2 separate regions of the Mus musculus genome follow, and region 1 is linked to region 2. The links are chromatin loops, found by intact Hi-C in ENCODE. Cell type or tissue: left cerebral cortex. All regions are shown on one strand. Each heading gives the region's core, and the rest is flanking DNA. Links, peaks and the distances in the headings are about the cores only. Region 1 has its middle 17 kb from the start of Lin28a. Region 2 holds the start of Sh3bgrl3 (SH3 domain binding glutamic acid-rich protein-like 3).

The links. A loop is a pair of places that touch in the nucleus more often than their neighbours do. Peaks named below come from ENCODE experiments on the same cell type or tissue, not always from the same donor. Only the 100,000 strongest peaks of a DNase experiment are listed, where the experiment ranks them.
Region 1: a loop joins it to region 2, with 12 times the contacts of the local background. A loop is called at or near these places in 17 of 42 quality-filtered maps.

What each region holds. Positions count from the first base shown.
Region 1 is chr4:134,030,408-134,041,973 of GRCm38, reverse strand. No RefSeq gene overlaps it. Among named protein-coding and RNA genes, the nearest start is that of Lin28a, 17 kb to the right of the region's middle. In left cerebral cortex, for the core only: a CTCF peak has its summit at 5,830 (motif pointing left); DNase peaks (open chromatin) are centred at 4,243 and 5,810.
Region 2 is chr4:134,119,355-134,130,920 of GRCm38, reverse strand. It overlaps Ubxn11 (UBX domain protein 11), which reads right to left. Exons shown (of 15, transcript NM_026257.3): 9 at 7,318-7,529; 10 at 7,002-7,079; 11 at 5,967-6,087; 12 at 5,752-5,855; 13 at 4,641-4,714; 14 at 4,415-4,555; 15 at 4,141-4,335. The coding sequence ends at 4,164. Sh3bgrl3 (SH3 domain binding glutamic acid-rich protein-like 3) reads left to right here and starts at 2,188. Exons shown (of 3, transcript NM_080559.2): 1 at 2,188-2,305; 2 at 2,836-3,003; 3 at 3,115-3,515. The coding sequence starts at 2,258. The coding sequence ends at 3,180. It overlaps Cep85 (centrosomal protein 85), which reads left to right. Exons shown (of 14, transcript NM_144527.3): 14 at 1-1,063. In left cerebral cortex, for the core only: a CTCF peak has its summit at 6,785 (motif pointing right); DNase peaks (open chromatin) are centred at 4,198, 4,665, 6,555, 8,527 and 3 more places; H3K4me3 peaks cover 1,234 bases; H3K27ac peaks cover 5,016 bases.

The sequences.
Region 1 (11,566 bases), core at 2,109-10,108, 89 kb after region 2:
AGCACGCAGGTCCCTGACTGGCTGGCTGTGTGCCAGGCGTGTGCTAACTTCTCACAGCTGTTCCCCTATTCCCTCAGCAGTGGCTTCAGAGCCTCTCCTGCTCACAGGCCTGAGTTGGCTGAAGGATGCTGCAGAGATGTCTGCCTCCCCTGTGCAGGGTTCCCATTCACATCATCAGAGGTCCTGACTTGGGACCGCTCGAAGTGACAGGAAGCAAGGATGTGATTTAAACACTAGGAGAGATGAAGAGCTGTCACATGAGGACCAGTTTGCAGGCGGCTCATTCTGCCTGGATCTGGGAGGGTCTAAACCTCAGATAACTTGACTGTGGTTTGGGTGTGGTGCTCAGTGGTAGAGTTTAGCGCCATGTGAGGGGTTGGGTTAGATACCTCATACTGCAAAATAAAGTAATGAATGAAGAAAGGCTCAGTTAACAGATGATTGGCAGTGGGGAATGGTAATCCTCATTGGGGCTGGAGAGATGGCTCAGCAGTTAAGAGCACTGACTGCTTGCTCTTCCTGAGGTCCTGAGTTCAAATCCCAGCACCACATGGTGGCTCACAACCATCTGAAACGGATCTGATGCTCTCTTCTGGTGTATTCATGTACATGAAATAAATTAATATTTTTTAAAAAGAGAGAGAGAGAGAGAAAGGGGATTCGTGATGGCTACAGTGGGGCAATAGAAACTGCTTCTTTTGATACACACAGAGGGACAGTGTACCTAGAAAGTCACCAAGCTTCATTCATGCATATGAGGGCAACATGGGTAACTCCATGATGTTACACCTAGAAAGAGAGAGAGTTGGGGGGTGGGAGTGGGAGAAGCAAGGAGTGGGGGAGGGGGAGGAGGGAGGGAAGGAGGAAGAAAGAAATCACCTTTCTGTAACATAAAAAGCAGTCCCTGGAACCAAAGCCATGATTCAATGGTTAAGAATGATGGCTGCTCTTCCAGAGGACCCCGGTTTGATTCCCAACACCTCTGGCGACATAAACCATCAACTCCAGTTCCCAGAGATATGACCCCCCTCTTCGGACCTCCGTGGGCACCAGGCACACACCCAGACGCATAAAATGAAACCCATCTTTAGAAAACATTTTAAGCCAGGAGTGGTGGCACACCCCTTTAATCCCAGCACTTGGGAGGCAGAGGCAGGCAGATTTCTGAGTTGGAGGCCAGCCTGGTCTACAGAGTGAGTCCCAGGACAGCCAGGGCTATACAGAGAAACTCTGTCTCAAAAAAAAAAAAAAAACCAAGAAAACAAAACAAAAAAAAGAAAGAAAGAAAGTAAACATTTTAAAGTCATTGAAGTGGTGTTGGTCAGTGTGTGCTCAGTATGTAGAAAGCCCTGGGTTCCTTCCCCGCGTGCCATGGTTAATAATAAAAGATCGAGTTGGTGTTTTTGTTTTTTGGTTTTTTTTTTTTGTCAAATTGACATAGGCTAAGGCCATCTGGAAAGAGGGAATTTCTATTGAGAAGATGCCTCTAAAAGACTGGCTGTAGGCAAGTCGGGGAGCAGGTTTTTTCTTTCTTTTATTTATTTTTATTTTATTTATTTATTTTTATTTTGTTTTTTTGAGGCAGTATCTGTCTGTGTAGCCTTGGCTGTTCTGGAACTGACTCTGTAGCCCAGGCTGGCCTTGAACTCACAAACATCCGAGTGCTGAGAATACAGGTGTGAAGTGCCAGCACCTGGCTTAGGAGAGTTTTCTGGCTTGGTAGTTGACATATGAGGACAGGCCACTCCCCTCACCCCCACCCCCACCCCCACCCCTGGGCAGGTGGTCCTGAGTCAAACAAAAAACAAGACAAAACAAACCAACCAACCAAAAAAGCAGGCTGAGCAAGCCACAGGAGCAAATCAGTAAGCAGCATTCCCCCATGTCCTCTACCTCCAGGTTCCTGCCTCAATCTCCTGTCCTGACCTCCCCAGTGATGGAGTATGCTCAGAGCAATAACCCTAAGAAACCTTTCCCTTCCCAAATTGTGTTCGGTCACAGTGCTTTATCCCAGCAGTACAAAAGATAACTGAGACAGTGGTCTAGAGAGATGGCCCAGCAGTTAAGAGACTACACAATTACGGGAGAGAGACAGCATTCACTCAGACCCCACCACACACCTAGCAAGGTAGGTGTGCCATTACTGCCTGTGACACCCGCTCTGAGCAATCCAACACTGTCTTCCTGCCTCTGTGTATGTACAGAAGCACAGGCACTCAGTCACACACACAGGAGTAAACCACTAAAACAGTCACACACACACACACAGGAATAAACCACTAAAACAAAAGAAAAACCAGTCAGAGTGGTGGCGCACACCTTTAATCCCAGCACTCAGGAGGCAGAGACAGGTGGTTCTCCGTGAGTTCAAGGTTAGCTTGATCTACAGATCGAGTTCCAGGACAGCCAGGTCTGTATTAAAAAACCAAACCAAACCAAACCAAACCACTCTACTTGTTGAAAGTTTAGTAAAAATTGGATATTTATATAATGTCAATGACTGTCCCTATAAGATACTTAATTACAAAGAGGTAATAGTGGCTTGTCCTGGAGAAAGCTGGCAAACACCACCCCAACCATGTGACCCAAATTCAACCCCCCCCCAAATTCGGCAAAGTGGCATCATGTACCTTTTGGTGTGTATGAAGAAACACACATCACTTTGATGATATTCCTGCCAAGAAAAAGTAATTTGAATCTGATTATGAAGAAACATCAGACAAATCCAATTGAAGGATACCCAATCCTGGTTGCTCTTACAGAAGATATGAGATCAATTCCCAGTCCCCAATATAAGTGGCTCACAACCATCTGTAATCCCAGTTCCAGGAGATCCAACATCCTCTTCCAGCCTCCTCGGGCACCCTGTGCACATAGTGCAGAGACATACGTGTGGGCAAAACACCCATATACTTTGAAGAAAAACAAATATTTACTTTAAACTTACGTTACATCTATAAGTGTTATGCCAACATGCATATGTGTGTATCACATTCGAGATTGGTGCCTGCAGAGGTCAGAAGGGGCCATAAAGGGGAAATGTCTAGTTTCTTTGAAGACTCAGGTTCTAATGTTGTTTTGCTGGGGCAGACAGGTGGAAGAACATTTTGCTGAAGCAAACACAGATGAAAGGATGTTTTGCTAAAGCAGGCATGTGAAAGGACACCTGATATTAGAAAGAATATAAATATGACCCCGCAGACAGTGGGAGCTCAAGCTTTGGCTCACCTTGCTCCAACTCACAAGTCTTTGCTGTTGACATGCATGTATTGGTTCATTTTCCATTGTTGAGCTTCAATTGTTGTAACTTCATAGAAAGAAACTCACCAAATAACTTCTTGTGAGACTCCTGCAGCTTCTTGCTGCTTCTGAGGGACGTTGGATGATTGGCACGTCTCTGGGTTTCTTCTGGATCAAACTGCTGCTGCTGCTGCTGCTGCTGCTGCTTCGTGTGTGGTGTCAGCTAGTGGGGCTGCACTGAGAACAACGCAGATTGGAATCGCCCCAAAGAACGATTTCTAACCATGTCCACTTCCCCTGTGTCCTAATCACCTTTCTTTCCCACTCTCTCTGGTGGGTGGTGGGCTCGAGGGGAGGATGAACCCTTGTTGAAGTAGGTTGTGAGAAATACATATAGGGCCATCACCGAGGGAAGTCAGGACAGAAACCCAAGACAGGAACGTGAAGCAGACAGGCAAGGAGTGCTGCTGGCTCGCTCGCAGCTTCACATTTAGCTGGGTTTCTTGTACGTCCAGAGTCACCTGCTTAGAGAACATTGCCACCTGGAGTGCTCTGGGCTCTTCTACATCAGTTAGCTTGAGCAAGACAATTCCCTATAGGCATATCCACTGGCCAATCTGATCTGGGCAGTCCCTCAACTGAGGCTCCCTTCTCAGGTGACTGTAGGCTGTGTCAAGTTGACAGCTAAAGCTGACTGGGACCGATAGACAGCAGCTTGAGTCCTACAGAGTTACTGTGCACATACACACACACACACACACACACACACACAGAGAGAGAGAGAGAGAGAGAGAGAGAGAGAGAGGAACCTCTCCTGGGGTGTAGCTCATGGACCAGGTGCTTGCCTAGCAGAGATGGGAGAAGTTCATGGTTAGTATGGGCTACACTGAGAGGCCCTGCCCACCCCAGTGTGTGAGACCATGCCAACTCCAATGAGACAGGAGAGAGGATCTGGGAGACAGCCCAGTGGAAGAGCACTTGCCAAGCCCCATGAGGAGTGAGTTTAATCCCCAGAACCCACACAGGAGCTGGGCATGTACGCTTGTCACCTCCCTGATCATCCTGCCTAGCAAACTTCGGGCTCAGAGACAGACTCTGTCTCTCAGGAGTAAGGCAAAATGTGACAGAGGGAGGCACCCATGTGTTTCTCTGCTTTCTCACAGACACACAGATGGGCACAATACACACACACACACACACACACACACACACACACACACAGAGTGTGGGGTGTGGTATTCTAGTTCTTGCCCAGCCTGCTGTCCTCTTGCAGAACACTTGATAAACTGTTAGTCCTTTGAGACAGAAAAGGAAAAGAATTCAAGATCATAGACATGTGTCTCAAGTGAATGTGTACAAGTCTTAAATTTCAAAAAGCTGAAAAAGTCACAAATATTAAAATATATATATATATATATATATATATATATATATATAGAGAGAGAGAGAGAGAGAGAGAGCACCATCAAATATTACACTAATAATATTGTAGGTTGGCTCATTGCTCTGCCGTTTTCCAACTGGTTAGCTCCTGGCTATCTATCTACATGTTAAATTTCCAGTAGTAATTAAAATGTCATCCCGGCATTTCCTCCCAGGAAGGAGAGAGCAAAAGCCGGCGTTGAGAACACCTCTGATCTGTTCATTTCTGAGGAGTAGATTTGTGGTGCTTGGTTACTCAAGAAAAGCCTCCGGGATCAGCGGAGTGGGAGAAACTGCCAAGAAAATTGGATGGTGGAATGTTGAGGGACCTGGAGCTCCAGCTAGATGGATTCTGCAACAGAAAGGGCTCTGGCCCTCAGCGGAATTGGTCTTACCAGGCTTTGCCCACTCACCCCCATCTCCCTACTCTCCTTTGCCTCACCTTCGACCCCCACATAGGTGTCCCAAACCTCCTCCCACCACACACCACATAAGCACTTCTTCTTCTTCTTCTTCTTCTTCTTCTTCTTCTTCTTCTTCTTCTTCTTCTTCTTCTTCTTCTTCTTCTTCTTCTTCTTCTTCTTCTTCTTCTTCCTTCTTCTTCTTCTTCTTCTTCCTTCTTCTCCTTCTCCTTCTTCTTCCTCCTCATCACTTTCTACCTGGTCAAGAGTTAGGCCTCGGGGCTGGTGAGATGGCTCAGTGGGTAAGAGCACCCGACTGCTCTTCCGAAGGTCCAGAGTTCAAATCCCAGCAACCACATGGTGGCTCACAACCATCCGTAATGAGATCTGGCGCCCTCTTCTGGAGTGTCTGAAGACAGCTACAGTGTACTTATAATAAATAAATAAATCTTTAAAAAAAAAAAAAAAAAAAAGAGTTAGGCCTCTCTTAAGTCTCAGTTTAAAAATCTATTTCTCAGGAGTTTTGTGTGGTTTCTTGTCCCCAACATTAAATAGCTATACTTATCCATTCGCTGTCATCCTACCCTGCCTGTGCCACGAGGTCTGGAACTTTGTGTGTCTTTTTCACGCTCGTATTTTTCCAGTCCGCGCACTGGATCTGGTACCCAGTGCCTGGCACACAGTGGCACGCAGACCTTTTCAAAGGAATGAATGAACAAAAGAACTGGTGGCTAAGGAAAAGAGCCGTGTGGGGAGCGAGCGCCCCCTGCTGGACATCGAATGCCAACAGCCCAGAACAGCGTCACTGAGCTGGGAGGCGTCGTCTTGGGAACCCTCACCTCAGGATTTAGGCCGGTTCTCCTTGATCAACTCTAGGATCACTCTCCTCCCAACCTCGGTATCTATCTAGTCCTGACTTCCAATTGTTTGGCTTTTATCCCCACCCTCCCCCACTCTGCAGACTGCTTTGGCCCAAGCTCCAGCGACCACTGTCCAATTCTACCCACAATTAGTATCCCTCCCTTCTGGACCTTTAGCTTTGAATTAGAATAGGACCAGATTCTTCCATCGATCCTCTCTCTCCCTCCTCCCTAATCAATCAATCAGAGTGATTGGCTGAGGCACTGGGGTGGGGGGTGGGGGAGATACAAGGGGCAGCAGTATGTGAAGTTGGTTGGGGGCGTAGAGTGTTTTTGTTTGTTTTTGGGTTTTTTTTTTTTTTCCTGAAATAAGAGCCTTCTGGCAGAATAGGGACTAAAGGTGCGTTGGTTTGGGGGGAAGGGAGGATAATGAATGAAGAGTCTCCTGTGCTGAGATATTTAGACAAAGGTGAACTCGGAGTTGCCAGATACTGGTTTTGCCTGAAGAGTCAGTTTATCCCAATACCCTGGTTTATGCACTCCAAGTGCATCTAGAGGGGAGGGGCTCTGAAGAGGAGCCAGAGCAGGGTCAAGGGGAGATAGAGGTCCTCGCTTCCCCAGCAGGAAGGATGGTAGAAGAGGCCACAGTGTCACTCCATGTGGGTCTCACCCCTACCCCCACCCCCACCCCACTATACCCCCAATCAGACAGAATTGTGGAAAAGCGATGGTCACTTAACCACCCCGAGTCCTGCTAGTTCTTCTGAGCACTTTGTTGTTGCTGGTGAGCTAAAGGGGGCTGATGCCAAAGTCCAGCTTATTGATCTCTGGCCCAATAGGTCAGCTGCAGGGCCAGGAGCATGTTGCCACTGTGGGAGGTGGAAGGGACCCCAGGACACTGGGGATGGGCCGCAGGCTGATTGTCACATCTGAGTCCTGGACTCTCCATGTTCTTATACACTTCTTCCTCAATCCTGCCCTGATGGCGTGTCTCATGATAAACTGATGTCGTGTCTCACAATAGACTTTGGGTATCTGGACTTTGAGGTGTCTAGGGAGCAAAAAGCTGGGCTTCCAGGGATTAATTTACAGCCACCTCACCCACAGGACAAAGCCCTGGAAATCCATGATTTCTGGTTTCCTAGAATTCAGGGAGATAATGAACGTACTTCACACTTGCAAAGGCACTGATGATGGAGAAGGCTCCAAACCCATACTCAGGGGAGATTGCAGAGTCTGAGTACAATCTGCTCTGCGGCTTTCAGTGAGCCACCGAGCCACCAAACCTTTAGGATCTTGGTGCTCTCATCCATAAGAAGAAAGGACTAAACCCCAGAACTCTAAGATCTGATCTGATTTTATTATCATCATTACATTTACTTATTTATTTGCTCTGTGTGTGTGTGTGGTATGTGTGTGTGTGTGTGTGTGTGTGTGTGTGTGTGTGTGTGTATACCCACTTCCTAAAATACATGTGGAGATCAGAGAACAACGTGAAAGAGTTAGACAACTCCATCATGTGGATCCTAGGGATCGAACTCAGGTCATTAAGCTTAGCAGCAAGCACCTTTACCCGCTGAGCCATCCCCTTCAGCACACATCTGATTCTAAGGAAGGCTGAGAGGGGTGAGGTAATAAAGTAGGTTAGGTTAGGAGACGGCAAAGGGAATTCTTGAAAGTAAAAATGTAGATCCTAATTGTGGCCATCACTAACTGTGGGAACTTAGACGAACCATACATTTCTCCACTCGGCAAATAGATAACAAGGAATTACAGCAAGTCTTGGGCTGGATCTTCATATGCAATACAAACACAGACCCTACCTTCTTGAGTATATTCTAATAGTCACTGGGAAAGAAAAGTAGGCAACTAGAATGGAGTCAGGCAAGTATCCTGTCCTAGAAGCGCACAGAACTGAAAGAACCCTGGGCAAAGGTGAGGGGTGAGATAAAGCGGTCCCTGAACAGATGAAGTAACAGCTTTGTCGGAGCCTAAAATATGAATGGTGGGCAGGTGTGGTGGCTCATGCCTGTCGTCCCCACACTTGCGAGGAGGAAGCAGAATTAAAGAGAGAAGACTCAGCTGGCAAAGGTGCTACACTGCGCAGAGCCTCCCAACCCAAGTTCAGTCTGCAGAGGTGGCATCACAAGGTTGTCCTCTGACTTCACATGCATGTCCTTATGTCCCACGTACGCTAATGATGATGATAAGAGGGCTGCAGAGATGGTTCAGTGGTTAAGAGCACTGGCTGCTCTTCCAGAGGGGCTGAGTTCAATTCCCAGCACCCACATGGCAGCTTACAACTGTCTGTAGCTCCAATTCTAGAGGATCGGGCACCTTCAAACATATATGCAGGCAAAACACCAGGGCACATAAAATAAATAACTCCTTAAAAAAAAAAAAAAAAAAAAGAAAATACCCGGGTGTGGTGGTGCACGCCTTTAATCCCAGCACTCGGGAGGCAGAGGCAGGTGGATTTCTGAGTTTGAGACCAGCCTGGTCTACAGAGTGAGTTCCAGGACAGCCAGGGCTGTACAGAGAAACCCTGTCTCGAAAAACCAAAAAAAAAAAAAAAAAAAAAAAAAGAAAAAAAAAGAAAGAAAAGAAAGGAAGGAGGGAAGAAGAAAAAAGAAAAGAAAAATAATGACGAGCTAATAAAATGAATTTTTTAGAAAGAATTCTGAATCAGGAGGAGTGAGTGCCCCAGTGTCAAGGACAATCTGGGCTACAGAGTGAGACTCTGTCTCAAACGTAAATAAAAGAGACGGGCTGGAGAGCCGGTACCAGGAGCATTTGTTGCTCTTACAGAGGGTCAGATCTGGGTTCAGTTCCCAGCACCCACCTGGTAGCTCACAATCAGCCTCCAGTTCCCAGGAGACCTAGAACTGACCTGCATGGGTACGAGGCATACACATACACTCACAAACGTAAAACACTCACATACCTAGAATATAATACATAAATCTAGTTTCTTACAAAAAGGCTGGAAGTACTGGTACTTACATTTAATCCCAGCACTTGGGAGGCAGAGGCAGGTGCCTATCTGAGTTTAAGGGCAGCCTGTCCAATATTCTGAGTTACAGGTTAGCCAGGCAAAGAGGAAAGGAGAGAGGTGGCAGGGGTGGGGAGTTGGGGCAAAGATGGAGGGGGAGGGAGAGAGAGAAACAACAATAAAGGAATAGTGAAGCTGAGCATGGTGTGTGTCTGTTGGAAGGCTGAGGCAAGACAATCAGAAGTCCAAGGCCATCTTTGGCTACATCGAAAACTAAAGCCAGCCTGGACTTCATGAAGCCCTGCTAAAGAAATAAAATACAACAACAATAACAACAGCGATCAACAAACTGAAAGTCTAGGAAATGGTTCTTTATGTAGAGCCAGGATCACAGGGAAATACCAGGAAGAGAGAGCCAAGGGTACTGGAGCGAGAGATTATTACTTATTCTCTTATTATTAGAAGGGATGGATAAGTCACGGAAGTAGAAGGGTGGAAATAAGGCATGGAACCAGGGTAGAGACCTGCCTCACCTGACCTAACTACACACACACACGTCCTGTTCTGGCAGCTGGGATTTCTAGATCTAGACAATAAATGGGAAATCACCTTGTGGTTGGAAAACCATTGCACAAGATAGTATGCAGCCATTCACAAGGCGGTCAGGGATCATGGAGATGGGAGCCAATTGAGATCGGCTTTGAGACTATTAAAACAAAAACAACTTGTCGGAAGCCACACAATTGGGGGGGACCAGGATTGAACTCAAAGCATGGTCTCCAACACCAAGTCTTGGCAGAGGACTCATCCTAAGGATGCCAGTGGGTAAAGTCTCCAGAGATCAGATTCAATTCCATGGAAGAAGCGACTGTCCTTCTCATTGCCAGAAGTCTGCTAGACGACGGTGGTCGCCAAGCCAAACCTACTTGGGCAGCACAGATGGCCTTATATCCAAGGCCTGTGGAACATGACCGTGAGCATCTCCAGTCCAGCCCGCTCCTCCTGACAGAACATGGGTGGGGACATCTGTGTGCAGAACCTCACAGTGCCACCAACTCTCGGTAGAGGCTGGAGGGAGAGTGGGGTCGCAGCACTATGCCTGTGTTTTCTCTGTGAGCCTTCTGAAACCACAGACACCCTGCAGTTAAAAGATGAAGAGAAGCAAAGGCCTAAATGTGTAGGCTAGTTTGGTTTTTTGTTTTGTTTTGTTTTGTTTTCTTGTTAACTTGTCACAAGCTAGAGTCACCTGGGAAGAGGAATCACAATTGAGAAAGTTGGCCTGTAGGCAGGTGTGGGAAGCCACATACGCCATTGCATTACAAGGTGACACTGGCTACTGCTGGCCACCATACATAAGTCTGGGTGAACAACCAATGTGTACATATGCAGTAAAGTTTTTCACCAAGTCACTGCCTGGCCCGGGCATGATAATGAGGCTCTGCAAGGTACTGAGAGAGAATAACCAATCAGAGGAGAGACATACAAATGAGGTATGATAATGAGGCTCAGTGATGTACTGAGAGAGAATAACCAATCAGATGAGGAATATGCAAATGAGATAGAATGCATAACCAATCCGGTGTGAGACATACCTCTCCTAGGCCTATATAAGCAGCACCAGTTCTGAGCTTGGAGTCTTTTCGCCTCTGCAATCAAGCTCTCCCAATAAGTGTGCAGAAGGATCCTGTTGTGGCGTCTGCTTTGCTGGCGAGTCAGGCGCTCACAAGAGGCAGGCCTCTAGGGCACCTTCTTGATTAATGATTTGTGTGGGAGAGCCTAATGGTCAGTGCCATCCCTAGGCAAGACAGTCCTGTATTGTATAAGAAAGCAGGCTGAGCAAGCCACGTGGAACAAGCCAGTCAGCAGTGACCCTCCATGGCCTCTGCTTCAGTTCCTGCCTCCAGGCTCCTGCCTAAAGTCCCTGCCCTGACCTCCCTCAGGGATGGAGTGTGGCCTGAGACTTATAAATTGAAATGAACACTTTCTTCCCTGAGTGGCTTCTGGTCACGATGTGTTATCATAGCCTTAGAAGACCCGAAACACGTGACATTTGATAGCCTTGACTCTGGGATGACTTACATGTGTTGTGGCTCCCCAGGAAATGTCTTGTCTCATAACACCAGGTGAGCCAAATGTTCTGACTGCTCCTCAAATACCCTGCTCTGTTCTAAACCCTTATCTCACTGTTTCTGTAAGGCTCTGCTCTCCCTGGCTTTCAAAACTATATTAGTGGTGCCTGCCTTTAATACCAGCACTTGGTAGAAAGAGACAGGCAGATCTCTGAGTTCGAGGCCTGGTCTAAAGATGGAGTTCCAGGGGGCTGAAGAGATGGCTCAGTAGTTAAGAACATCGACTGTTCTTCCAGATGTCCTGAGTTCATTTCCCAGGAACCACATGGTGGCTCACAACCACCTGTAATGGGATCTGACAACCTCTTCTGGTGTGTCTGAAGATAGCTATAGTGTATTCATATACATAAAATACATAAATCTAGCCAGGCATGGTGGCACACGCCTTTAATTCCAGCACTTGGGAGGCAGAGGCAGGCAGATTTCTGAGTTCGAGGCCAGCCTGGTCTACAAAGTGAGTTCCAGGACAGCCAGAGCTATACAGAGAAACCCTGTCTCGTAAAAACAAAACAAAAAAATTAA
Region 2 (11,566 bases), core at 2,400-10,399:
TGCTCTTTTAAGAGAGGCCTAAAGGGTAAAGTAGGAGTAGCAACCTTTTAAGAATTCTCAGGCCCCTTGTATCAGTCTTCTGAGAACTCAGCTGGCTTTCTGGGTTTTCTCAGGTACCTGTTTCCTCAGGGCTGTTGTTCCCACAGAGGCCTCAGGGTTATCCACCTCTCAGCAGAGCCCCTACTATGATCACTGACTTGGGGACCATGGCAGGGCTCCTCGGCCTGCCTGCTGGGCCATCTTTTACAGGAAACTCTTCCTAGCTACCCATTGTCTGTCCCTAGAACCTTGGGCATGTGGGCATGTGCTTGGGTCCGCTATGTCGTCTAGGAGTACAGACTCCTCTGTGGTTGCCTCGTGGTTCCCGGGTTGGACATGAGTTTCCCCCGTAAGAGCACAGGGTGGCTGTGGCTGCTCAGTCCTTCCTAAGGCTGGGCGCTGTCGCTGTCCTCTGAACTGTGCCTCTCATTTGGGGTTAGGAGGGTTCCCTTTTCCTGCTCTAACCTTGACAGTTCGGAGCACCTAAGATAAAAAAAAAGTGTTGAGTGTTTTCTGGTGTTTTGTGTTTCTCTAAGGCCTTTGAGCCTTAGCTTTCTGGTTTTTCTTGCCTCCCAATTTAGGGATCGTCTCAGTTGTATCTGGTTATTTGGCCAGCCCTCAACCTCCTCTAGTTTGGATCCAAGGGCCCTGTATGTATGAGGAGTAAAGTAGTTGTGGGGGTGCAGACAGGACTTCTGCTAAGCCTTGGGGCTGTTAACAGCACCATGGACCTCCAGGGCCTGAGGGGCCGCTTTGCCAGTGTTTTAACAAGTTTATGTTTTCTTATGGAGTGGCTTACCTTTCAGAGTAATCACACCCAGCTGACCATCCCCTCAGCCTCCGGGCTGCTGCCTCCTTAAAACAGAGCTTCCTGGTTGGTTTCCACCCTGTTATCGGGAGCCCAGCCTCCATGCTCACGGGTATTTTTCTTCGTAAAGTTTATAAAGTTATTTATATGACTCTTTGTTAAGTCGACTGGTTTGTATTGCCTATTTTGATTACAGAATAAAACATTTAACAAACACTCCGGTTTCCTAGTGCCTCCCAGCGTCCCCTGCCAGCCTGCCTGTGACTCTTTTGAAGTGAGTTTAGGCAGATCCAGTGTGGAGGCTCAGTCTTCCCACTTCTGCTCTGGGTGGCGACAGATTAGTCTCTGCCCACACTCCTGTGTTGCAGAGAGCAACCGCCGCCAGTTGTCACTACAAAGTTGCACACCTCTCAGAGGTCAGCAGCTTCTGGGTTTCTGTGGCTTTGAGGAAATGACTTCCCCAGAAGCAGACAGGCAGTTTGCCTCAGCAGGCAGCAGAATTGTGTTGTTCCTGCGCCATTATTTATGTAGCCCCAGGTCTACTCTTGGGGCCTATAGTGAACCTGACAGAGCTTGATCCACAGTTGGAATGGGTGCTGGACTCTCTTCCATCTCATTAGCTGAATTCTTAAAGTTCAAAGATGTGGGGTGTCATTTGCAATGTAAAGGTAGAGTTAAGTTGGGATCACCCCAAAAATAGCTGTGCCAAGGGCCAGTGCAAGCCAGGTTAAGTCGGGGCACCAGCCTTTGACTCCGCACACTAGCACGCTCGCTGTCCCGCAGCCTACTTCCTCCCCCTGGCTCCTGAAGGGTGTGAGCCGCTCCCCCACCCCCTCGCTTACAGCCACCACCCCTTTCTTGTCTGAGCCTGTTTGAGTGGAGAGGTGCTTTAGAGAAAATGTCCTGGCTGCACTGGCCCTCCCCGCCCTCCAGCGCCCCACCACAGCTTTCCCCCCGGCCCTTGCTGTCTAAGCTTGCGAACTGACCCGCCTTCCAAAGTTCCATACTGAGCTGTGCTATTAAGAGACCGGGAGACCTGGGTGGCACTGCTTTGGCCACTGAATGTACACAACCCGGGTAGACTGGGGAAAGCTTTTAACTGAACCGGTCCGCCTGCCTTCCCAGCTTTTTCTGCCTTTTAGCCGGTCCCCAGCATGGGGCTGAGGGGGAAGTGGGGGAGCCAAGTAGCTGCAGAGGACAGGGGTCCTCCCGGCTCCAGGCCACGGAGCAGGGCGGGGTCATGCAGGCCCCGCCTTACCCGCCTGCGCAGCTCATTGGTCCCGAGAGCAGTGACTCGCGGGCGGAGCAGGAAGGAAACCGCTCCCAAGCGCGGCGGCGGCAGCGTAGTTCCTAGCCGTGCAGCTGCCGCTCCCACCGTCCCTCAGTTGGTCTGTGTCCCCCGCCTGCAGCATGAGTGGCCTGCGCGTCTACAGCACGTCGGTCACCGGCTCCCGAGAAGTAAGTGTGTGCCTGGGCCGGCGCCCGGAGAGGGTGGGCCGTCTCTGTGCTCCGACCAGCGCCCGGGAGCCGCCCCCACGATGGAAGCAGTGAGGTGCGGGGTATGGCCTCCCAGGTCTGGTCCAAGGGCTGGGCCCAGCCTGAACCCCCGCACCAAGGGCCCCTCGGCATCCCCAGCGTGAGCTGCCCACGCTCATTCCCCCAGTATAGGGCCATCCATTCTCTTGCACCAACCCCCGACCGCTTTAATCCCGCTTCCTCTCCACTGTGCGGCTGTGGAGGAGGAGATGTGTCTTGTAGAGAGGGCCTGCCCCTCGCCGAGTCTAGCTTCCCTGTCATGCACAGAACTTGCCCGTCTTCTTTCTGAAACTCTAGTAGTTTACCTGTCTATCCTTGGACCCTTCCCATCCCTTAGTGGCCAGAACCTCCCCTCAGAGTGGGCAGGATAGAAGCTGTTGCTCACACCCGAAGGAATTCCTCCCACAAATCCTTCAGCTTGCCTGCCAACCCTGTCAATCCTCCGCCCCTAGATCAAGTCCCAGCAGAGTGAGGTGACCCGCATCCTAGATGGGAAGAGGATCCAATACCAGCTAGTGGACATCTCCCAGGACAACGCCCTTCGAGATGAGATGCGAACCTTGGCTGGCAACCCCAAAGCTACCCCACCTCAGATTGTCAACGGGAACCACTACTGTGGGGTATGGGGTTTGGGTTCTGGGAGGTGTTGGAGGACTGCAGCCAGGGTCAGACCTGGGCAAACAACTGGGGTGCCCTGCACCTCGACTCAGGTGACTGCCTCCCTTCCTCAGGACTATGAACTCTTCGTGGAGGCCGTGGAGCAGGACACACTGCAGGAGTTCCTGAAGCTGGCCTGAGTCAGGATGGCCACCGATCCTATCCAGCTAGCTCTTCACCAGGCCTTGTAACCAACTCCTTGTCGTCCTAATCTGCAAACCCAGACCCAGACCCTTTCCGCAGCCGCCTCCTCTTCCTCCAGAGGCAACATTCCTTATTCACCAACTAGTCTCAAAAGATTGTCTTAAGCCCTGACGATGGCTGTCCCCAGCCACACCTTGGGGCATCCTCTCTGCCTGGCCCTGTCTGATGAGCATTTCTGTTGCTTCCATCAGCCAGAGCTCTGCCAAAGGCCCCGCATCCCCATCCTAGGAGTGCCCTAGAGACAATTAAATGTCCATTCCTCTGGTGCTGACTGCTTGTGGTGTCCGGGTCCCTGCCTGGCAGAGGCAGATAGTTCTGGTGGTGTTTGGACTGTCCCAGGGCTGCCGCTGCGTGTGCGTGTGCATGTGTGTATGTGTGTGGAACACATGGCTGGCTGGCAGCACATGACCATGATGGCTGAGTCACCCTGTTTCCCATGTAGGTTCTGCTGTCTGCCTGCCTGCCTGCCTGAGGGTGGCTGCCCCCGGGCTGCCTCCCGTGTTGGAGCTGACTGATTCAGTGTAGGGGGGTGATGGGGGCGTGTACAGCTGCAGCAGTATTAGATTGGGTCCATGGGGGTAGTTGTGGCACTGGTTTTGTGCACACTCTGGAGAAAGTATCCATGTGAGCTTGTGGATCTACATGCATCTGGTTGTCTTCAGAGGCCTCGCCCCCATTGAGGCTCCCCTGACCCAGCTGAGACAGAGAATGTCAGCCCAGCTAGGGCTGGCCACTCCCTCCACTGGATTCACTTAGTACAACTTGGAGAACAGGAACCCAGGGGACAAAGAGTCAGTGGCTATGCCGGCTGGGGCTCCAGTTATAGGCCTGAGCATCTCTACCACCCCCTCCCTACAGTTACAGGCCTAACCCCTCTCTGGAGAGCCTTGTGAAGCTTATGTCAGGGGCGGCACTTTATTCAGGGCAGTGAGCCTGGGCGGGAGATGGGGTTCGACAGCAGGGCTCTGCGGGTCCGCAACAGCAGCGTTGCATTGGGAACCAGGCCTGCGGCCTGCAGAGTCACTGTATCGTCCTGGTAGACCGTGGGCGGGAAGGTGCTCAAGATCTCAAAGGCAGCTGAATCCATGTCCCTGGATGGCCAGCAGAGTACATCAGGCCAGGCCGTGGAGCCAGGAACTCCCTGCAGCCCTAGTCCTGCCCTATACCCACCTGGCCTGTGCTAAGAGTTTCCGCACGTCGCCAATGGTATCCTCAGGCCACATCATCAGCAGGAAGGCCTGCTCTCCGTTCTCGGACTTGATGCGAAGCATGGAGAGCAGAGGCATTGGCATGTCAGGTGACTCCTGGCTCCTGCAGATCCAGAGGCCTTCAGCGCTCCCCAGCTCCCTGGTCCTTTCCTCTCCGCCCTGCTCCCATCTCTCTGCCTCGCCCTCACCTCTGCCGCTCAGAAGCCAAGGCAGGTGTCTCCACTATGATCTCCTGGATCCGGGCAGGCATTGGGCAGCAGTTCTGGAAGGCAGCCATGGAGAGTGGCTGGAGCCTAGGTCTCACCTAAATCATTCCCTCCGCCCTCAGGGAGGACTGGCTCATCTCTGAGCAGGGATAGATGGGACCAGTGAGCTAAAGAGCTGAGGTGTTCTGTGTCAGCTGAGGCCCAAGAAGAAAAGAAAAGGAAAGGAGGCTCTGGACGGTGACATTGTCATTCTCCAAGTCCAGCGTGGGAAACAAGCCCGCCCAGATGGTGGCCAGGCTTGGGGCCCTAACCTAGCCTGCAGTCATCTGAAAGGGAACAGAATTGAGGACATTCCCTACGGTATGATCACCCTGACCCACAGGAATATGAAAGGAGGGGTCTAGTTGGGAAACTGCCAGCCGTTGACAGCTCTTGAAGCAAGGAAGCAAATCAGGCGGACAGGAAGGAAAAGTCAGATAGAGAGGGTAGTGTCACAAAATGGGTCTTCAATGCCAGGACAGTGACCTTGGTTTTCTCCAAGAATCCCCAGACAATGCCAACAGAGAAAGCTGTTGGGGCACATGGCTGGTACGGGAAGAAATGAAGCAGGAAGGCCGGCCCAGAAAGGGCATCTGTGAGATACTGGAGCCTAGGTATGGGCAGTGCGCTGCAGGGAGGACCTCAAGGGGTGGCCAAACTGGACAAGGCAGCAAAGGGCAAAGGAGACGGATGTCAGGAGGCATGCGGCTTGACACCCACTTTTTGGTGGGGAGACTTGGGAAGGGAAAATGGGAGTGAAGACAGAAGACAACTGCATCTGAAAGGCTTGCGGGACATTAGCCAGGCGCACCTGGGCCAAGCTCTTCCAGAACACGCGGGACCTGGGCCTTAGGTCCACAGGCTCACCCCCTCAGTTGTAGCCACCAACCAAGTTGTCCTGTGGGTGGCGGGGTACAGAGTCCTCACCAGCTCCACAGAGACATGATTTAGTTCTGAGGGTCTCCTTGCCTCTGGCAAGAGACTGTAGGCTGAGCCAGGGCTGATGATAAAAGTCCCCTGCAGAAGGCTGCTGGGTAATTAGGGCTGGCCTCACCTGCAAGGTGTCCCTGATGGGGCCCCGGATGTCAATCACCTCGCCTTGTCGGATTATACACTTGGGAAGCCTGTTCAGGAATTGTTCAGCAGTCATCCTGGAGCCTGCAGGGAGGGCATTGGGAGCCTTGGCCCAGGAGGAACTGTAAGTGCTGGGAGAGGCCACCTGGAGCTTGCTCTGCACAGCCCCCCAGCCAACCTTGGGGTCCCGCTTACCTGAAGTCTCCTCCACCCTGTCTGTGACCTTGCGCATTTTCTGCCGGCCCACCACACGACCCTCACCTGGGAATTGGCCCAGACCATCCTCTGGGTAGATCTGATTTCGCAGGTCACTTACCTGACAGGGAAAAAGGGCCACAGAAGTGGGGAGCCCAACTCTTCAGCCCTGAAACCTCACCCCCATTCCTGCTTGCCCAGAGGTCTCAAGAACCCAAGGGATGATCTAAGAGCACCCCAGTTCACACTCAGGCCCTATTTATGCAAGCACCCTTCTTACTCATACTAGCTGAAGGCATAGTACTGAAGACCCCCTCCCCACTCCACTGGGGGTCTGAATGTCAGGAGAGGGCAGAGCTGCTGCTCCGGTCTGGTCTGCAGTTCCCACTCCATCCCTGCAGGTCACCACAGCTGCTCGGTCAAGGCATAGTCTCAAGGCTTTCTTCACAGCCACCTCAAAAACCCCCAGTCATGACTCACGCTATCTTGTGCATCATGACAGCACACACCCTCGCTGTGGAGATAACCCGCCTCTGGAGCCTGCTGCTTCCTGCTCCCCACGAGGACAACCTTCATCCCACTCAGCCCTGGCGACAGATGGGCTCATCTCCTGTCCCTGCAGCCCAGCCAACTCTGCCTCTTCTCGGCGTTTGCAACTCATGCCCTGCCTTCTACCCGAACCACGTGGCTTCAGAAGCTTGTAGGGGAAACTAGGCCCACTGCGCATTACAGATCCCTTGGCAGTTGCGCTGTTAAGGTGCCCTGAATGCTGGGAAGGGTGGGCAGAATGGTGGTCCCATTGGCAATGTAGTACCTTCAAGATGCCAGCAGAGGGCACTGTCAGCTGCTCAGCTTGGGGGAGCCTCGTGGCCTCCTCACTGCGGTCCCAGCTCCCCCTCCTGCAGGGCATCCTGGATGGGTGGGTCCCTTGCGTGGATGGCTCCCTCTTAGGAAGGCTATTTCCCTGAGGAAACTATTAACCCCACTCTCTCCAACACTGCACAGGGAAAGGGTGGGTTGAGAACTGCTGCTTACCTTAAAGGGGACTCCATCAGGATACAGCCTCTGCAGCTCTGAGGGAAAGAAGCCATCCAGTATGTCCCGGAGGCAGCGCTGCAGGGGAGTGAACAGGTGAGGCCTCTGCAGCCATCTATGTCATGCCATGCCATGCCAAGCCTGCTACCTGTTTAGTTGGCAAGCCATAAACATCATATTCTGGAAATACTGGGAGCTCTGAGATTGGAGGGGTGGGACCTGTGTTTTCTGTGGAGGGCACGCTCTCGCAGTGGCACCCCACCATGTCTAAGCAGGCGTGAGTGTGAGTAGGCATGGACCCAGAGCTCCATCCTACCTGCGTGGAGGGATCGTAGAAGGGCCGGAAGGGCCCATCAAACATCATAATGCCATTCCGGTAGACCTTCAGCGGGATGGGCTCTAGGGTACGGAACCGAGCCCCACCAGGCACCGGAGTCACCTGGGCCTCTCCCTCCACCAGCTCACTCAGATCCTGTAGACTGGCCATCAGTTTGTCAAAGTCCACCTCGGGGGGCACAAAAGAATCCCCTGGCAAAAGGGATAGATGCCCATGAGCCTCTGTGGCTGCTGTGTGCCCTGGCAGCTCTGGGCCCTCCCACATTGAGCAGAGGTTTCACCACACTAGCTAACAATGGCAGCTATTGGATACTTACTTTGAACTTTGTTTTTTTGGGTTTTTTTTTTTTTTTGGTTTTGTTTTGTTTTTTGTTTTGTTTCCAGACAGGGTTTCTCTGTGTAGCCCTGGCTGTCCTGGAACTCATTTTGTAGACCAGGCTTGCCTCGAACTCAGAAATCCACCTGCCTCTGCCTCCCGAGTGCCGGGATTAAAGGCATGCGCCACCACGCCCAGCTTACTTTAAACTTTTTATTTACCTTGAACTCCTGATGCTACCTCCACCTCCCAAGTGCTAGTATTACATGTGTGTCACCACACCTAGCGGGACACTTGCTTTGGGTCAGGGGCTTACTATCCATCATCCCATTTCTTCTGCTTATGACCGATCCTACATTGTAAGGGTTATTCATATTCCTTCACATTTTCAGAGATGGGAACTGAGGCCAGAGAGTGTTGGGCACTGGGCTGGCAAAGCTCCCAGCTCTGGATCAAAGCTTTCACGGTTCAAATCCCAGCTCCTGCACTTCTTCCTGGCTGGCCTTACCACAATGTTCTGGGTGGCTCTAAGGCGCCAAGGAAGTGGCCGCATGAGGGCTAACTTGGAACAGCCTGAACTGTTCCAAGTTCATCAGCTCTACCTTGTACAAATGTTCCTCAGGCCAACCCCAAGGCTGGGAGGCAGGGGCTGTTTAACCTCTACTTGATTCATGAGGAAACAGCATTAGAAAAAGGAAAGGTGACACACCCCAGGCCACCTGGCAGGCTGGAGAAAGTAGAACCCAGACGCATCATCAGGGAGGGAGGGGAAGGGTGGGGACAGATGGCTCTTAGGATGTGGGGGCAGCTGCTGACCAGATGGTTACAGACTCTTGAGCATCTGCCAAGGTTCTGGACTCCTCTGGAAACTGCTGCACACGTGGCCCTGCACAGTTCTAGGGGCGGAGAGGGAGAAACCAGGACACTCAGGAAGGTGCCATAAAAGGATGGCAGGCAGAGGGGTTGCTGGCCAGCTTCTGTTAAATGCCCCAGGGCTGGAGAGGTGGCTCAGCGATTAAGAGCACTGACTGCTCTCCCGGAGGTCCTGAGTTGAAATCCCAGCAACCACATGGTGGCTCACAACCATCTGTAATGGGACCTGATGCCCTCTTCTGGGGTAGCTGAAGACTACTGTAGTACTACAGTGTACTTATGTATAGTAATTTATAATTATGTATAATAATAAGTAAATCTTTGAGCCAGAGCAAGCAGAGACTGAGCAAGTGGGGCCAACCGGAGGGAGCAGGGTTGACTGGAGTGAGCAGAGGTCCTAAAATTCAATTCCCAACAACCACATGAAGGCTCGCAACCATCTGTACTCACATACATAAAATAAATAAATCTTAAAACAACAACAACAAAAGAGGACAAGCATTCAGCAGACATGACTGTGAGCTTGCTGAGAGCTATTTTGTGGCAGGATGTAGGTCAGGGCACTGGGGATCTAACTGCTCGCCCCCAAGTGGAAGTACAGGTGGAGGGGCTGTTTCCTGCTGTCTCTGCAGCTGCTGAGCTGTAGGCCCTCCCTCAGCCCTCCCTTCTCCCCGGCACTGGCTACTCTCTGAAAGGCTATGCCTGCTCCTCCTGCCACTGGGCTTCCCTGTTGTGTGACCACCAACAGTCCGCTGTATTGCACCTCCTGCCCCACAATGATACTGACATGAGTTTTCTTTACAATGACTTCAGGAACTGGCCCCGTACCTCTTCCCACAACTAAGGAGAGTGAGGTCTAAGCCTGCTATCTAAAACAGGCAACCTCAGCGCTCCAAGGCTTAGGGAGAGCCACAGGGTGGGTAATGAGGCAAGGGGACAGATGGAGTCCCTGGGATGGTACTAAGAAATACTGATGGCAAAAGTTTGCCTCAGAATACTGGCCTGGAGGACAGGGGCTATGGACCCATGTGGCAGAGCATTTAGATAGAAAAGAGATGTGGAGGAAGACAGCAGAGAGACAGGACATTTAGTGAAGTGGGAACTGGTCTGCTTTCTGCCTTGAAAAGGACATCTAGCCCTGGCCAGGAGAGGACAGAGTAGGTAGAGTGGGCTGGGCTGCCACTGGGTCAATGGACAGGCGGGAGAGACTGGGCACCTGCGGAGGCAGCACAGCTCCATGGAGAAACATTCAGGAAGTAGGGCAGGTTGAGCCTGCTATGGCCAGCCCAGGGCAGAGATAAGTCAGAGAGCACTCGCCAAACAGCCAAGGTTCAAAAGAAACCTTCATTTGGAGAAAACTGTAGCCTGTAGCAGGAGCTTCCACACAAGACAGTATAGGCCAAGAAGCCAGCCTTGTGTTGGCTCAAGCTAACGGAGAGACATGTCCCTTTTGTGGCATGAGCAGGTTAAGAACCCTGACCTGAGCTGGGCGTGGTGGCACACGCCTTTGATCCCAGCACTTGGGAGGCAGAGGCCAGCCTGGTCTACAGAGTGAGTTCCAGAACAGCCAAGGCTATACAGAGAAACCCTGTCTCAGAAAAAAAAAAAAAAAAAAAAAAAAAAAAGAACCCTGACCTGGCCTCAAGATCATGTCAGTGGACCTGACTTAATGGCCCTTGGAGGCCTTGTGAGGTACCATGCTCCAGGTCATGTGAGCCCTACAGGACCTACGTGACTCACTCAGCTCTATGTAGGTAGCAGCTGCCCAGTGGTGGCACTTGGGAAACAGCTACTTAGGACCCCTTTCTAGGAAGGGTCACAGTGTGAGGGAAGACCTCTGAGACTTCGTGTCACTTTAGGAGTTTTTGTTTTAAGACAGGTAGCCCACACTGTGAGGATGAACCTTGAACTCTTGACTTTCCTTCCTCCCCCTCCCAAGTGCTGGCCTGACCTCTCTCCTTGACTCTTTCTTGGCCCTGCAAGGCCACACAGCCAGGGCTGCTGCTTGTGAGCTCTGTAGGCTGGGACAAGCTTCTAAGCTTCCGAGTCGTAACTTCCTCTTATGTAAAAGGTGGACAAGAGCAGCCCCGAAGCTCAGAGGGTGGCTGCTGTTGTCTGTCCCAACTTACTTGGCCTCAGGCTACCCCATGCACTCCTGCCTGGTTCTTTTGCTCCTGGCCCTGGTCACACATTCTCGCCATTTTGGGTATGATCATTTGCCTTCCAACTACTCTGGGCACTTTTTAAACACCAGTTAGAGCACTGAACCCTAGCCTGGCTTGGGGGGCAGGGGTACCCCCAGAAGCATGTGCTGACCCAACTGTCCACCCCTGGAGGAGCAGTGTGGTTCTGCTAGGCTCAGAAAGTCCTGCCAGCGCCCTCCCGGAGTCCCCTCCCCTCGGGCTCATCCCTAGAGAAGTCAGGGTGCCAAACAGCAATGGTAGATACCCAGAGGCCCTGTGTGTTCTGCACAGCCCACAGCAGGCACAGGATGAGCGGCGCCCCCTGCAGGCTTGTTGGAAGGATGACTGGCTACTTTGGGGCTGGATTGGAGATGGTCCACCTCTCAGCCTCTCGCATCAGAAAACAGCCATTGTTACCACAACTCTGCGAGCCAGGCCTACCCCAGCCACTTCCCTGCTCGCATGTGCTCTGAGCCTCTGGGTAGTTCCCGAGCACACCCTCAACCTGGACAGGTTTGTCCTGATGCCTGCAGCTCTCACCCTGACCTCTGCAGTCCAGCTTGGGGCTGTTCTGGGGGACTGATTGTCCCAGTTCCCCAGGTGCCATAGCCTTCCTTGTGCCAAGCACTGTACTGCATGCTCCTGGGTGTCACCAGGGGACGAGACAGTGAGTTCAGAGCCTGCTGGCTGCCCCCTAGAACATGTAGCCTGAGCCTTTAAACCCCTTGTTCCAGCACTGCTCTTCCCATGAGACACTGGCACAGCTACGGCAGCAGCCCCAGTGTCTGTGGGGATCTGCTGGAGGGGCAATGTCAGGATAAAAGTGAGTTTGGGGGGGAAGCTCGCCTACCCAGGAC